Regions from separate parts of the Homo sapiens genome. Here region 2 is linked to region 1. Evidence: chromatin loops called from intact Hi-C (ENCODE). Cell type or tissue: heart left ventricle. All regions are shown on one strand. Links, peaks and the distances in the headings refer to the core of each region. The heading gives the core; the rest is flanking DNA. Region 1 overlaps VLDLR-AS1 (VLDLR antisense RNA 1). Region 2 has its middle 280 kb from the start of VLDLR.

Region 1 (8,868 bases), core at 2,490-7,489:
CAGTCCCAAAGGAGACAGCTGGCTTCATGTCATGGTTATTGAGTTAATTGCTGTTTTGATGACTTGGCGTAATGACTTGTATAACCCTTTAATTTAAAGCATTTCAGAAAACATACACAGACGCTGTTGGGTATGGACAAGGGTCCAGTCTGAGTCTCCATGCTACACAAAAGATGGAAGAGAAAAGCCTCCACTTCCATGCCAGGCTGAGAATTTAGGAGGAGAACCTGACCACGCTACTACCTCTGTAGTGTAAGAGCCTCTTGCTATTAACTTGTCAGCCATGAGTAAGAAAAGGGGCTCTTGCTCAATGATTTGGGGGAGCTAGACTTGAGCTTCTACTATTCAAGTCATGAGGCTTGAATACACTAAAGGGAAGGGGTGGGTAGTTACCATGAGACACACAGAGGAATATTACAGCTTATATGGATTAAGGTCAGCCTAATTAGTGCATGGAAACAGCCAAACTCAAAGCTGTGTGATTAGAGAGTCTACGTGTGTTAAGGGCAAAGATAATGGGCTATAGATTGTATTTTAGGGAGGCCTAGCAAAGGAGCGACATGTAAATGAGCTCACCATAACCTACACAACAGGCGGTTTGTCTCTGGGCACTTCTCACCTGCTCTACAAGCTGTCTTTTCTCCAGCACCAATCCTGAGATCTTGTTTTTGCTTTCAAACAATCGTCTGCCTAATTCCCACTAACTCTAAAACAGCAAAGGGGCTGGCTGGCAACACCCCAAGTGGTGATGCCCCTCGGGTCTATTCACATTGTGGAGCAAGAGGAGAGGGGAAGGTGGAGAAGTCCAGAAAAAAGAACCTGTCTGCGGCCTTGCAGGATCAGCGGCTTCTGTGAAGGGGCCTAAAGCAGCTCCATCTCACTGTCATCATCCCAGGACATTAGGGGGAGATGGGGACTATGCAACAATGAAAGAAACCTAGAGATGACTTGAGACCTCACTTAAATTTAAATGAACAAATCAAGACAATACTGTCATTTCAGAAAAGCTGCTGACTGTTCATCTAAACTTTATAGTTTAACCTACCCCCATCTCAACTCTGCCAGACCCCAGAAATTCAGCAGGGATTTAAGACTTTGCTCGGGGAGAAAATATTAATAATCGTGCTATAATAAATAACTATTGAACATTTACTATGCTTCAAGCACTATGTTACAACTTTAAATGAACTTGGGTAGGTATATTATCAGCATCATCATCAATTCTGAGATGCAAAAATGACCTCAGAAAGGTGGATGGTTCTGTTCTGAACCAAATAGGAGGAATGGGTGGGACCAAGATCAAATGCAGGCAGCCCCATGACAGGGCTGTGTTGTGAACCACTGTAGGAGGAAGGAGAGGAGTGGGAGAAAGAGAGGGGCAGCAGAACAGTAACTGTGAGGCAGCCACACCTGAGTGCTAATTCTATGCCAACCTCTTTGCTGTCATCACACAGCATAACAACTTAAGATAGTTTCATGTTTCATCAACCCTCCATTTTACACATGAGGAAAAGGAGGTTTTAAGGGATTATATGACCCCCAGCTGGTAAATGCTGGAACTAGCATTAGAATCCAGGCAGATGCTCTAGTGACATTTGACTCATATTCTTGCTGCTGCCCGGAAGAGGCACTTACTGAGCAGTCTGGCTGGAAATTTGAACTTTGAGGATCTTCTAACTTCTAGTAGGATGAGGAAAGTTTTCACTTCAGTCTCACTTTGTTTGATGTTTTATGTTTGTTTTCCTTAAAAAGCATGAAATTGGGGTTAAACGCCCTCAAACACTATAACTTAATCCTGAATAAAGATGGCTTAACAGCACGGAGAGAAAGTGGATCAATTACTCTTCCTCAGGAACACAAGTCCAATCACTAGGAAGTAATAAGACCAAAGAAAGCTAAAAATGGAACATGTAAAAACAAAGAAATGATTGTTCTTTAGTTTTATTATTTTTCATGGACTACATCAAGTCTTTTCCCCCACAGCAAGTACCATCTACAGCAGGAGCCTCGAATCTCAGATGCTTGTGGGAGTCTATTACCCATCACATAATTTCCCTGGTATTCAGTCAAAGTGAGAAGGGATGATGAAAATTTTGGCAGGCTTTATACAAGGCTGATCAATATTTTTCATTTCCCCATTTATGTGTCACTACAATTCACAGCTGAGAGGACAAGTTAACCGGATACAGCATAGGACAGAAAGCCAAGCAGATACTCAAGTCAAGGCAAAGAGAGAAGGAAAAAAGTAATGGAAAGAAGCTGAAGCAAGAATGGTTAAAAGAAGCAAAACAGGCCAGGCATGACGGCTCACACCTGTAATTCCAGCACTTTGGGAGGCCCAAGAGGGAGGATCGCTTAAGCCCAGGAGTTCAAGACCAGCCTAAGCAATGTGGCAAAACCCTGTCTCTACAAAAAGTACAAAAATAAGCAGGAATGATAGTGCACGCCTGTAGTCCCAGCTACTTGGGGGGCTGAAGCAAGAAGATTGCCTGAGCCCAGGAGGTCAAGGCTGCAGTGAGTCATGTTAGTGCCACTGCACTCCAGCCTGGGTGACATAGTAAGACCTTGTCTCAAGAAAAAAAAAAAAGGAAGAAGAAGGAGGAGGAGGAGGAAGAGGAAAAGGAGGAGGAGAAGGAGAAGAAGGACAAGAAGCTCATAAAAAGCTTACAAATTCACCACTGCACATACAATGAAGGTGGTGGACCCAGTCTAGCCAGGACTAGAGTGTCCCCACATACACCCAGCACTAGCCCAGCATCATCAGTCTCATTATCTGTGTCACTGTCAATGATGACAGTGGCTTCAGGTCCTAGAGTCAATACCAAGAGAGGACCTAGAAGAGAACCTTGGAACTGTGGCCAATTTCAACATGCCTCCCACTAAGATCTGTCTTGGTAGGCAACAAGTTGATGTTGACACCTCAGGCTCTAGGTTCCCTGGCACTGCTAAGTTTTGGTGCCTTTCTTCTTACCCTTAGGGACAGGAAAATTGGCAATAATGGGACAAAGCTGTGCAGATCTAGGGGCACAGTCAACGTTTAAGTCAGTTATATAGCCAACCTCTGTCTACCTTCAAGCTTGCCCTGATGGGTTAGGATGAGGAGACTGTATCTGAGCCCATTGATTGTGCCTTCAACTAAATTAAGCAGAGCTTGGGGATGGTGTAGATTTAAGAACATCAAATTCAAACCATCACATAGCCATAAAATCAAAAAAACAGCCATGAGGCCAGGGTTAGATATACAAACATTAAAACCATTTAAAAAAAAAAAAAAAGAACTATGAAGAATGAGATCAGGAATGCTGAAGACCCAAGTCAGGTTTCCTGGAAAGGAAATGGGAATTAGGAGCAGTCACTAATTCTGCTAAAGTCTCCTGCACTTGATTCTTCCTCACAAGTTTACCCCATGGCACATCAAATCTACTTATTTTCCCATACAATTTGCTTCTGGACTACTCACTGCCCCCATTTAGCAAAGCACCCCCATCAACATCTAATAAATAAATGTCCTAAAGCAAGAGAACACCCTCCCATGAGGCTTCTGGTAACACAGCTGTGCAAAGGGTCATCAGATGGATCTTTTGGCTTTGTGAGATATTTAATAGAGCAAGAGGAAGAGAATGGAGCCTGAGCATCAAAAAGGACTTTAATTGTATTTGTTATGTTTTCTTGTATTAAAAAAAAATTGTGGGTATAAACTGTTAATTAAATTTTACATGACATTGCTATTTTTAAAAAATATGTCAAAATGAAAAAGAAGAAACCAAAAGGATGATGAGACTGAGGGAGGGCAAAGGAGTGGGAGAGAGAGAGGGGTAGGACTAGAGGGGGAAAATGAGAGAGAGAGGGAGTGAGACTGATAAAGAAGGGGAGGAAACTTCCATTTGAAAGGCTCTATGAGGCGCTTAGTAAGCCCCATGGTGAAATGATATGGAATCCAGCTCTGTCAGAGGTTGTAAGTACTCAAAGTAAGGAATAAACAAAGATAAAGTTCTAGAAGCCACAAATATGAGACAGAAATTCTTCGGATACAGGGAAGGACCCAGGGAAGTCCTTCTAGGAAGTACTACCAGAGGCTCCAAAGGAGAGAAGAGAAGTATAGTCAATGGGTAAATTCCACCCATGTTCCCAGAATTCCAGGGACCTGGTCAACACCAGAACCTCCCATCAGACATTTTCAATGCATTTATATAGTTCAGTAAGGAAATGTTATTCTGGCTTTAAAATAGGAGCCAATAAAGAAAGATAATTCTCTTTACAGTTAAATTATGAATTTTTCAGGAAATCGAACTTTTGTATGATGGGGTACCTATACTGCATTTACATCTCCGAAACCTAAGTATGGGCAATAAGGAAACATACCACCTAGTGGCAGACTACCTGTTGTGCTAGAAACACAAAATCCATTCCCTTTTGATATAAAAAAGGGTTTTTTTTCCTTATAAGACTTTAATATCCAGTAGTGAAACTAGCAGCTTACAAAATTTGCAGTATTGGAGAGAAGAAAAAATTCCAAATATATATTATTTCCTTTCATTAACTGAATACTAGAGAATGAAAGAGACTTTATAACTGCAGGAAGAATACATCCTCTCATTAATCCCAGCTGCTTAATTAAATCAATTGGAAGTTGCTAATTTCATTGTGTCTTTTCAGATACTTAAACCCATTTATTGGGAGAAGATTTGAGATGGCTAAAGTCACATTTGGTTGAATTTCTTTAGAAGACATAATCTCTTAGTGCAGAAAGGGATTGTCTGAGACAATCAACTGACAGATTCCCTCCCAGTACTTTTGAAGACTGTCAGAGGACAAAGTAATCATCATACACAGTGGGGCTGATTCCTATACGCCACATATGATAAAAAGAAAAAAAGATTAGCCTCCTCATTCAATAGTCACACTTTAGTCCCTGGAGAAGGTAGAATTTTACCACAACATCTGGCCAGCAGAAAACTACCAGGATTGAAGAAAATGTATTTACCCGTCCCTTCCTGGAACAGAAGGTAATTCAAAGTAGCAAAGAAAAAAGTGACACATTTCAAAACAATAAGAGGAGAAAAAAGTCTGTACAAGGTCAAAGAAGGAATATCAGAGCCTAATGGTCATTCAAGATATGTCTTCAATGACTTTGTGGTTGTATTTAAGCATCAGCAACATTTCTATTTCGGGAAGGCGAGATACAAAATTTAACAAAGTAAGCGGTAGATAATTAAGAAGTGTCTGTATATGGGGCTGATTTGAGTGTAAACACCAGTCTTCCTCTGTAAGTAACAGATTACTGGCCGGACTTGGTGGCTCCCGCCTGTAATCCCAACACTTTGGGAGGCCGAGGCAGGTAGATCTCCTGAGGTCAGGAGTTCGAGACCAGCCTGGCCAACATGGTAAAACCCCGTCTCCACTAAAAGTACAAAAAATTAGCTGGGCCTGGTGGCGAGTGCCTGTAATCCCAGCTACTCAGGAGCCTGAGGCAGGAGAATCGCTTGAACCGAGGAGGCAGAAGTTGCAGTGAGCTGGGATCACACCACTGCACTCCAGCCTGGGTGATAGAACGAAACTCCATCTCAAAAAAAAAGTAATACTTTTGCTACCCGCCACACCCCCCCAAAAAAGAGAAATTCTTGACTATGGTAAAATGTGATTTCTGGAAAGCTGCTTTTAAAAGAGAAAAATCTTGCCAAATTGTACTACCATATTATCATGACCCATCACTGTTCTATTTCTACCTCTTTTTATGAAAGGGCAGAACTTAGGCATGTTTATATTTTAAAAAACATTACAAAAGGTGCACTTGTTCCGTCTTGAGATAAAATTGAATCACTAATGCCACATTCATGGGGAGCCCCACGTGGTTAGTAAATTCTCTTGGGGTTTATGTTCTCCCAGTCATTTCCCCTTCTGATTCTCTGTTTCTGCTGAATAACTCCCCACACTCAGCTCTCACCTCCTACATCCCCTCTGGCCTCTTTATTGATTCCCAGTCTATTTAAACAGCCTCTTTTCCTAATTTTCCTAAAGCATCACTTACTCATGGCAGGGGGTATATGATACATTTTATAGAAGGTCAGAAGCCATGATGGGGATTATATTACAGCAGCCCAAAAATCCCGATAAAACAAACTATAATAACTAATTTTATGGTGCTTAATTGAGTGAAAAATGATTTATAAAATTGTATGCCTAGTCTTTTGGGGGGGGTCAGGGGGAAGGGTCTTGCTCTGTCACCCAGGCTGGAGTGCAGTGGTGCTATCACAACTCACCACAGCCTTGAACTCCTGGGCTCACCACAGCCTCCCACCTCAGCCTCCCAAAGTGCTGAGATTACAGGTGTGAGCCACTGCACCCAGCCTGTGTGCGTATTCTGATTGTTAACATTACCCACTAGGAGGACAAAAAAAAAAAGAAGGAAATATACAAAAGTGTGAATAGTGGTTATCTTAAGTTAATAAAATTATTGTTCATTTTTTTTCTTCCCCTTCCTCTCAAACTTTCTACATCTTCTTTGATGCACTTTCCTCTCTACATGGCAAGGTGGGTGACCTTCTCTTCCAGCCCCCATATCTTTGGGCGTCCTTTTCATATTTATAATGCAATGTCATTTCTGCCCAGCTTAGTGAACTGTTGCAAGCCTGTGGCTTTGCACTTTCCCATCTGCTGAGAAGAGTTGCATTCCAGGTACTTACCAGAGATGACCTCTAACTCTGTGCTGCTCAATATTTCGCAAAACTTCAGTTGAAAATAAATAGTATAAATGGAAGATTGCCTGGAGGTTCTTTCTTTCCCTTTATAGAATTATACTTTGGCAAAATGCCAAGAATGAGGGACGTTATACAAAGAGGTCTGACACAATTCAGTCGCAGTCACTGCAGGGCATTTTAGGAACCTGATCATCAGAGCTCAAAATACTTTTTATGAGTAACTGTGAGAAAACTCACTTCTGTTCTTAACACCAGGGACAACTGAGCTCCTCCTAAAAAACTTCATTTTTTTAAATCACATAACCAAATGGGATTTTCCTCTTTGCTCTAGTCACTAGGAAGCCTACAGTCAAATTTTTATTCCACAGGTATACATTTTCCATACTTACCTTTGCCATATTTATCCTTCCCCTTAGTCCTCATTTATTTTATATTCTTATTTTGTATTGTCTTAAAGTTTTTATGAACCAAGACAGTTATAAGAAAAGCACTTGCCCCACTGTTATAAGGGAAAACAAATTTGAACAATTGCCCATGGAGTGATGGAGACATATGGTCAGAACTTCTTTCACTCTTCAGTGAAAAAGACAGACAGCATCTTCTTTGGCAAAACAACACTGATCAAGGAAAAGAAGAATACTTCAATATTTTCTCTATGAATCCTGGGCTGTTTTCCATAGGAAAGCTGGATCTCTTTAAGAAGTTTTGAGCTGGGAAATGTTTTCATTAAACATATTCAAACAGTTTTTCTTTGTGGTTTGTCCTAGGAAAATGCGTGTGCATGAGCGTACCTGGTTGCTTGTTTTGCATCAACAAAAGGACACCTTAATATTCACTTTTTAGGAAAAGCACATATATAAGAAACAATCACATGAGTTTCTGTTCCAGGGCCCTTGCAGAGCAGTGATAGGTTCTAGCTCTGCTTAGCTGGGGAGAAGTCACATGAGACAGCAAACCTGGAATTTCATGGCAGAGCTTGTGTTTACCTCCTGTTGTATAAAGGTTATTGTGTGATCATCATACTGCCTTGTTACTCAGGCTCTTTGGAACTCAGTAGGAAGTATTAAAAGTACATAATCTTAAGTATTAAGGGTTATAGAGAAGATGTGCTATCATGTTTAAGACATTCCCTTCAATATAATCCAGAGCTGGCTTGTTTTTCCCCCTCAATGACTTTCTAGAAAAACTCTCACTCTTTTTTGCTGAGATGGAGCTGTACCTTGTCGCAGGATTGTTCTATAGAGCCTTAGTTGTCCCTAATGCCCTTCCCCACAAACATAAGCCCCCTATTATTAAAAAATCAAAAAGTAACAGATGGTGGCAAGATTGTCAAGCAAAAGGAACTCTTATATACTGCTGGTGGGAGCAAAAATTAGCTCAACCATTGTGGAAGACAGTGTGGTGATTCTTCAAAGACCTAAAGACAGAAATACCATTCAACCCAGCAATCTCATTACTGGGTATATACCTAAAGGCATATAAATAATTATATTATAAAGACACATGCACATGTATGTTCACTGCAACACTATTCACAATGGCAAAGATATGGAATCAACCTAAATGCCCAACAATGATAGGCTGGATAAAGAAAATGTGGTACATATACACCATGGAATACTATGTAGCCATAAAAAACAATGAGGTCATGTCCTTTGCAGGGACATGGATGGAGCTGGAGGCCATCATTCTCAGCAAACTAAGGCAGGAACAGGAAGCCAAATACCACATGATGTCAGGTATAAGTGGGAGCTAAATGATAAGAACACATGGATACATAGAGGGAAACAACACACAATGGGGCTGATCAGATGGTAAAAGGTGGGAAGAGGAAGAGGATCAGGAAAAATAATTAATAGATACTAGGATTAATATTTGGGTGATGAATAACCTGTACAACAAACCCCCATGACACAAGTTTACATATGTAACAAACCTGTACATGTATCCCTGAATTTAAAAGTTTTTAAAAGCCCCCAAAAGATGACTGTATGACTGTAAGCAACAACAGTTAAGTTGTTGGAGTTCACTGGAGTTAACTAAGTTCTTACTATGTGCCTGGAACAATGCAAAGCTCTTTATGAAGATCTCATTGTCCTTCACCACCAGCCTTCTAGGTAGGTGCTGTGGTCTGAATATTTGTGTCCCTTACAAATTCCTAAGCTGAGTC
Region 2 (8,868 bases), core at 1,290-6,289, 260 kb before region 1:
AACTCTTAGCTTCTTAAATTTCAAGGTAGACTGTGATGAAAATCAGGCCTAGGATCTAATTATAAAGCACAGTTCCTGCAAAGTATGCTTATATAATGTGCACAGGCCTCTTGTGTGAAAATTAGGGCCTTGATTGAAACATAGAATGAGGATATCTGCATGGGTGAACCTGACAATTTTAAACTCCCAAGTTCTTCTGCGCTTTCTCTATAAGCCCAACAGCCCACTTGCCTGGATACCATTCAATGATGCTTATTCTTGTCAGTATCTTCCCTATCACCTCTCATGGTTTCTAGGCCAATAAACAGAGTCAGGAGTCAGCGCAGCCCAAGCGAAAAAGTACAAGCTCTGCTTTTGGAAAAGAATAGTTTACATACTAAGAGAATTATTTGATCTGGCTGATATATACGGACAGGCTCCAGAAGAACACATGATATGAAAATGGATCCTGAGAATGTTGGGCTGAGAGAGAGACGGAGGGAATAGAATATACACTGGATAGAGAAGAATGTATTGATATGGGGAATGCACCATGATTTGAGCTTCAGTGCTTTGGCAAGGATATCTGGAGCTTGTTCAATATTCTGTAGAAAAGGATGTGGAATATTGAACATGATGATGGCTTCTATAAAAATGAAGTTAAAGATGTCCAGATTTCCCTGGTGTCGTGTTAAGGAACACATCAGAATACTTAGGGAAGGGGAGTATCATTAACTTAACCAAGCAATGTCACAATCACAACTTTTAGGCCAGATGTAGTATATTCAGTAGAGAATTTCAACATAGCCTTTGGTCCATAATCTACTGCTATGGATTTAGTGAATGCTTTCTTCTGGATATGCAACAATAGGGAGAATGAAAAGTAGCATGTCATTACATGAAAAGGATATCAGTATATGTTTACTGTATTGCTGTAAGGCTATAATGTAGTCCAGAGAACTTGATCATCTTGACATTCTACAGAACATCACATTGGTCCACTATACTGATAATATCACGTTAAGTGGACTGGATGAACTAGAAGTGGAGCTTACACTAGCTGCCCTAGTAAGAAATATGCATGCCCAAATTTGGGAGACGGGAAAAAAAGGAGATTTAAGAGTCTGCCCCATCAGGGAAGTTTTCAGGTGTCCAGTAGTTAAGGACGTGCCAGGGCATTCATTCTAATGTAAAAGACAAGTTATTGTACCTCTCACTTTCTATCATTTGTGATGAGGCACAACACTTGTATCTCATTCTGGATTTTGGAGGAAGCATATGGTATACTTGGGAATCTTTCTGCAACCCATTCATGGGTTGACTCAGAAGACTTCAAACAAGGCCCAGGGCAAAAATAGGGTTTTGTAACAGCTCTAGACTCAAAAGCTGCAGTTTCAGTGGTGGCTAATTGTTTGGATAGATAGAGGTAACGTATGGAGTTTCTGCAATGCCATTAAAAATGAGCTGTGGGCAGATCCATAGAGTTCTGGAGAATGCCATGCCTTCTTCAGCAGAGAATTATGATGTTTGCAAAACAGCTCCTGGCATTTAAATGTTTCCTACTGGAGACTGCACACCTCATCATGGAGCACCAAGCGCCTCTATGAATGGAGGTGCTCTTTATGGTCTGGATATCACCAGGTCCACTGAACCAAGTAGTAGAGCAGGCACAACAGCAAATCACTGTATAATGAAAGGGGTTTATTGGGGACAAGATTCCAGTACCTCCGAAAGAATGAGTAAATTACAAAATCAGATGGCCCAGATCCCTGTATTAAGTACTTAAGTTACATTGATGCCTCTCCCTCACTCATCATACCTTTGACCAATGAGATTTTTTCCACAATTGACTATTGAAGGTCTAAAGGGTTCTAGTCCAATTCACTAATGAGTCTGAGCAATATGTTGGTGCTAGTTGTAAATAGGCAGCTGCTACACTACAGCGCCACACAGGTTTGACCTGAATTGATGGTGAAGGAAAGGGGTAAAGGGAAACCCTCTAGAGGGCAGAGCTGTGTGCAGTAGACTTACCATCATTTCATATGGAGGAAGAGGCAGCTTGAGGGATAGATATACACTGACTCAAGAGCAGTGGTGAATGGGTGCTTGAGGAGGAGACTAACAAGACCAGAAAATCATTGACTAGGAGGTCTGGGAAAAAGGTATGTGGATGGGTCTGTGAGAATGGGCACAAATTGTACAGATATTTGGATTTTGTATTAATGCCTACCAAAAAAAAATCAACTGCAGAAAAATCTATCAACAGCCAGGTAGTCAGAATGTTTTATCCTATGGGTACCCATAAGCTTTTTTTTTTTTTTTTTTTTTTTTTGTCTTTTCTAGGGATTCTGCAATGGACTAACAGAGTGGCCATGGTAGCAGGAATGGAAGCTTTGTATGGACCCAATGGGCTCCCTTCTTCAAGGATTGTGTAGCTAGTGCCACCAATAAAGGCCAATCAACCACCAGCAGTGATCAACACAGAGCCCGCAGTATGACACCGTCCTTGGAAAGACCACCAAGATACTTTGTGGCATATTCATTATTTTAGATCTTTTCCACTCTGGAGAGGGTAATGATTTACCTTTGAAGTGACTATTCCTGGTGTGGATTTATCCACAGTGCCTTCAACCATCTGAGGGCTTATAGAATGTCTAGTCTATTGGCATCAGATCCTATACAACACTGCCTCAGACCAACATGCATAATTTATGGCAAAGGAGATGACAAATGGACTCAATCATAGGCTTCACTGATTTTATCACGTACACCATCATCCTGAAATTTCTAGATCTCCCCACTACTTCTTAATTTGGATGAAGAATTACCCTATAGGACAGGGGTCAGCAAACTGTGACCTGTGCCTTGAATCCAGTCTGCTGCTTGTTTTGGTAGATAAAGTTTGATTGGAACACAGTCATGCCCATTTATTTATGTATTGTATATATTTGCTTTCACAGTATAATGTCAGAATTGAGAAGTTATGAAAGAAACTGCATGGACTGCAAATTTACTAAAAGCGATTCTCCTGCCTCAGCCTCCAGAGTAGCTGGGATTACAAGAGTGCACCATCACACCAGCTAATTTTTGTATGTTTAGTAGAGATGGGGATTCACCATGTTGGTCAGTCTGGTCTCAAACTCTTGGCCTCAGGTGATCCACCCACGTCGGCCTCTCAAAGTGCTGTGATTACAGGTGTGAGCCACCCTGCATGGCCAGCATCTGTCTTTTACTTGAGCATAGGTCAGATTTTTCAGGTCTTAGTATGTCTAGTAATTTGGATTTTGCCTGGACATTTTGTGTATTATACTGTGAAGCTCTGGGTCTTATTAAAATCCTCTGGAGAAAATAGATTTTCTGTTTTTGTTTGTTTGTTGTTTTTTAAGCAGATAATAAACCCATCTTGTCTTCTGTGAACAGTGGTTCCAATGTCCGTTCCATATTCAAAGTCTATTTGGATCTGCTTCTCACATATGTTACAGGAAGGGTTAATCTTGGATGTGGGCAGTGGCTTATATGGTAGTTCACTTCTCAAAGCTCGTGCTTCTTTGGGTGTGCACATGCAGTTTGGGGTGAACCTGGGAATTGTATCAATTCATATGTGGAATTGGGGGATGTCTTTCTCCCATTCTCCCTTTTGCAATATTGTTTCCACTCTTTGGCTCCATGGGGTATATTTTTCCAATTTACTGGCTGGAAAGACAAGGTTTCTCTTGAAGTTGTGGCCACTATTACTACTGCTCTCATGGAGAAATGAAGAGAACAAAAAGAAAAATATCAGGAATTTATCTTACGTTCTTTGCACCACAGGGACCCATTTTCCTAATTCTTCTATTCAGAGAGATGGATGGATACTTACAGTATCAGGTTATATCTATATCCCTTCACTCCTACCCCAGATTCCTTTTGCATATTTTTCTGACCAGATCAACTAGAGGCTCATTTGTTTTTTGGAAGAGAGATTACACAGGTCATGGAGGAGGGCACAGAAAGTCTACAGGATGGGAAATGAACTGGGGCGGATTAGTCTTGTTCTGTGGAGTTCAACCTGGAAATTCCTCCCAGTTGCCCCTGGTATTTTCAAAATGATTAGTGTCTGAATGAAAAATTAGTCAGGGTATGAAACAGACGTGGATAACAAAATTTTTATTTGACACAACCTTTTCCGAATAACTAACAGACTACTAAGAAGAGAGGAGATCTCAGAAGGATAGCTCAGGTGAACCTGGGGTATGAAATGCAAAGAAATTGTATAAATAAAGGCAGTTCCCCACCCTAAAAATGCTGCATAGCTGAGTGATCATTTACAAAGGCCTGAGAAGTAGATTCCCTCTCCTCAACCAGAAGCACGTTCTTCTAAGGGCTTGAAATCTGAAAGCATGGCCTGTTTTTCAGTTCTCTGTTCTCAGGAGGCCACTGCAAAGGGTTGAGTTCTCCTGTGGCCATTGCTGACACTGAGCTACAGTCATGGGCGTGCCTAGCCTTGGCCTTCTGTCTCACTCACACCTACAGTGAAGTGCAAGCAGAACTCGACATTGGGTTGAAGAGGGCCAAGGGCACGTGCCTTGCAGCAAGCAGACCCAAAATGTGGTTGTTTACTGTTCAGGGAGACTTGAGCTAGGCCCTCTCTTTCTAAGCCCTTATCTGAATTGCCTATAAAGCTGGAATAATGACAGCCAGATTGAAGGGCTGTGGGAAAAAACAAGATAGTGCATAAAACTAAAACTTCCTCATCTCTAACTGATCTCCCCCTCTAGGCTCCAAATAAGACTTGAATTAGACATTATATTATTCAAAAGTGAGATTTGTATATCCAAATGTTAGTTAAACTTTGCCTATAAAATATAGCAAACACGTTTAGATCTCCCTTATTGAACAGATAAGAATGATTAATAATTGACATGCATTATTTATGTAAAATGTAACTGGGTGTTTCAAAAATTGTGAAGTTCACTATCTAAAGTGGGTTAGCATTCCCTGTCTCTACTTTATGATATAAAGTGTTGGCATACTCATATCTTTCTTCATAGGAAAATTCTAAATTGAAAGGACTGGAATAAATTACATCTTATTTCCTTATTCTAAGTATTGGTTTACTTTGTGTTATTCAGTTTTTAAAGTAAAGTCATTACTTTTATACAGTTTTTCTTGTGCCATGCATAGAGACCAACATCATGTTTTGCACTTAGCAGGCACCTAATAACTATTGATCAAATTAATTAATGATCAATGACACACTCTGAGATATGATTTCTCCTTAGATTGAAGTAAGAACATCCAGTCAATGCAAACATTAACATCAAGAAGGGAGAAAAAAGGAGAAGCTAAAAAGCGTTGGTTAATTAATTAATTTGCATATCTCTTGAATTTTGGTCACTTAGAAATTAAAAATTACTGAGCATAATTGTTAATGTGCAACAGAATTTGATCATTGAGATGCCTCAGCTGCATTTATAATTCTACTGTCTTCTAGCTGAGCAGCTCAAGACTAAATCTGTGGTTTACAATTATTAAAGAAATGTAGTATAAGGAGAGTAAATGGCCTTTGAGACAACAAGTCATTTATCACTATTTACATCTTTTAGGTGTACTTGCTTTTATCATGGCACACTGTCAGGAAAGATGATTCTGAAACTTTGTTGAGAAGACAGGGAACATTTGCCAGCAATGAGGGCTATTATTAGGTAGGTGATACGGGAATTGGAAGAAGAGACAGAGAAGGACATGCACATTCATTGAAGGCCTGCTCTGCTTCAGTAGCTTTAGGTGCCTTATTTCATGTACTGCTCTCCATAGCAGTACTGTGAGGGAATAATAAGTGATGTTTATTGAGGGCTTCCTCCAGGCCCACCGTTGTATCTTCTGCCTGAGCACCTAGGCTTTCTGACACATTGTCTGAAATCTAAGTAGAAGCTTCCAACCCCCCCCTTTACTCTTGCATGCCATGTGCCTGCAGGTTTAACACACATAGAAGCCACCAAGCCTTATGGCTTGTGACCTCCAGCAAAGTGTCCTGAGTTGCACCTGAGCCCCTCTGAGCTGAAGCTATACTTGGAGCAGCCAGAATGCAAGGAGCAGCATCCTCAGGCTAAGCAAGACAGCAGTGCCCTGGGCCTGGCCCCTAAAACCATACTTTTCTCTTAAGCTTCTGGCTCTATGATGGAAGGGACTGTCCAGAAGACTACTAAAATGTCTTGGGGCATTTTCCCCATTGTCTTAGATATTAGCACTTGACTCCATTTTAGTCATGCTAATCTCTCTAGCAAGTGGTTTCTCCCCGGCCTGCTTGGATTCCTCTCCTGAAAGGGACTTTTCTTTCTCTGGCACTTGGGTACTTTTTAAATGTAAGTTCCATCTTTAAGTCATTTATATGCTGTCACATCTGATCCAAGGCTTTTAGAAGCAGCCAGGCCACATCTTGAACACTTTGCTGCTTAGAAATTTCTTGCACCCAATACCCTAAGTCATCAGTCTGAAGTTCAAACTTCCACAGATCCCTAGGACATGGACAGAATGCAGCTGAGTTTTTTGCTAGGGTATAACACGGGTGACCTTTACTTCAGTTTCCAATAAGTTCCTTATTTCCATCTGAGACCTCCATCTAGCCTTCACTGTCCCTACCTCTATCAGTATTTTGGTCACAACCATTTAACCAGTCTCTAAGAAGTTCCAGACTTTCCCATATCTTTCTGTCTTTTTCTGAGTCCTCCAAACTCCTCCAACCTCTGCCCTTTCCCTTATTCCAAAGCCACTTCCACATCTTCAGGTATCTTCATGGCAACACCACACTCCTTGGTATTAATACAATTTTTGTTGTTAGTCCATTTCTGCATTGCTATAAAGGAATACTTGAGGCTGGGTAATTTAAAAAGACTAGAGGTTTAATTTGCTTGTGGTTCTGCAGAGTATATAGGAGGCATAGTGCTGGCATCTGCTCAGCTTCTGGTAAGGCTGTAACCAGTACCCCCATCTTTCTCAAAGATAGTTTAATTATTTTTTCTCTCTCTTTTCTCTTTCCTCCTATCCCCCACTTCCTACTGAGATAACATGGTTTGGATCTGTGTCCTCACTCAAATCTCAGGCCAAATTATAATCCCTAATATTGGAAGTGGGGCCTGGTGGGTAGTGATTGGATCATGGGGATGGATTCTCCATGAATAATTTATTGTAGAACCATTCCCTTGGTGCTGTCCTCATGATAAAATTCTCACAAGACCTGGTTGTTTAAAAGTGTGTAGAACTTCCCTCCCCACTCTTGCTCCTTCTCCTGCCATATGAGACACCTTGCTTTCCCTTTGTCTTCTGCCATGATTGGAAGCTTCCTAAGGCCTCCCTAGAAGCACAAGCCACTATGCTTCTTATACAGCCTACAGAACAGTGAGGCAATCAAATCTCTTTTCTTTATAAATTTCCCACTCTCAGATTTTTTTTATAGCAGTGCAAGAATGGGTAAATACAGAAAATTGGTACCAAGGAATGGGGCATTGCTATGAAGATACCTGAAAATGTGGAAGCAGCTTTGGAACTGGGTAACAGGCAGAGGTTGGAAGAGTGTGAAAGGCTCAGAGGACAGGAAGATGAAGGAAAATTTGGAATTTCTTAGAGACTGCTTGAGTGGTTATGACCAAAATGCTGGTAGTTCTATGGACAGTGAAGGCCAGGCTGATGAGGTCTCAGATGGAGATGAGGAACTCATTGGAAACTGGAGCAAAGGTGACATGTGTTATGCCTTAGCAAAGAACTTGGCTGCATTGTGCCCCTGCCCTAAACATCTGTGGAACTTTGAACTTGAAAATAATGATTTAGAGTGTCTGGTTGAAGAAATTTATAAGCAGCAAAGCATTCAAGAAGTGACCTGGCTGATTCTAACAACTGATGCTCATCTCTGTGAGCAAATAAATGACCTAAAGTTGGAACTTATATTTAAAAGAGAAGCAGAGCATAAAAGTTGGAAAAATTTGCAGCCTGGCCATGTGGTAGAAAGAAAAGTCCATTTTCAGGGGAGAAATTCAAGCAGGCTGCAGAAACATGTATAATTAAAAAGGAGCCAAATGCTAATAGCCAAGATAATGAAAAGGGCTTGAAGACGTTTAAGACCTTAAGACCTTCATGGCAGCCCCTCTCATCATAGGCCCAGAGCTCTAAGAGGACACAATGCTTTCTTGGGCCAGGCTCAGGGCCCCACTGCCCTGTGCATCCTCAGGGCACTGCTCCCTGAATCCCAGTTTTTCCAGCTGTGGCTCAAAGAGGCCTAGGTACAGTTTGGAGAACAGGCTAGTACATTAGCTCTTTAGAAATGCAATCATAACCTTTTACCTCTTCTTTACCAGACACCCTACAGGAGAAGCTCATTATGCTTAGAAGCTCCAGGGCAGAACTTTCTCCCACCAGGAAACTGCCTCAAGAAACAGTCAATTTACAATCCAAAATATGCCTGCTATAAAACTTTCTTCCACCTGGAGAGTTTTGGCCACTTTTTCAACCCAGTTCTGCCCACAAAGATGCCAGCAGTGGCTAGCTCAATCACCCAGTGGGGTATAGCATCAAAATGAGTTCATGATCCCCCACCTGCATTTCCCTCCTCTAAGTGCCATTCATGCCACTCTGCCTTTTAAAAAACCTAGTTTCTGCTCCAAAAGCCTGTAATTTTTCCCCTAAGCTAGCTTTGGAACAGAAAGGCACTTTCTTTATACTAGAATTTTCTTTTGTTAATTGGGCGAGAGCTCACTCGTTACCATGAGGAGGGCATCAAACAATTCATGAAGGATCAGCCCCCATGACTGAAACACTTCCCACCAGGCCCTATCTCTAACACTGGAAACTACATTTCAATATGAGATTTGGAGGGGACAAGGATCCAAGCCACATCACTATTTTATTAATTTCTAA

Evidence for each region. Peaks named below come from ENCODE experiments on the same cell type or tissue, not always from the same donor. Only the 100,000 strongest peaks of a DNase experiment are listed, where the experiment ranks them.
Region 2: a loop joins it to region 1, with 2.6 times the contacts of the local background. A loop is called at or near these places in 1 of 110 quality-filtered maps.

The regions. Positions count from the first base shown.
Region 1 is chr9:2,596,149-2,605,016 of GRCh38, forward strand. All of the region lies in intron 1 of VLDLR-AS1 (VLDLR antisense RNA 1), which reads right to left. Among named protein-coding and RNA genes, the nearest start is that of VLDLR, 21 kb to the right of the region's middle. RefSeq lists an enhancer at 6,516-6,605. In heart left ventricle, for the core only: a CTCF peak has its summit at 4,381; no DNase peak of the experiment used is centred there; H3K27ac peaks cover 1,196 bases.
Region 2 is chr9:2,340,790-2,349,657 of GRCh38, forward strand. No RefSeq gene overlaps it. Among named protein-coding and RNA genes, the nearest start is that of VLDLR, 280 kb to the right of the region's middle. In heart left ventricle, for the core only: no CTCF peak of the experiment used is centred there; no DNase peak of the experiment used is centred there.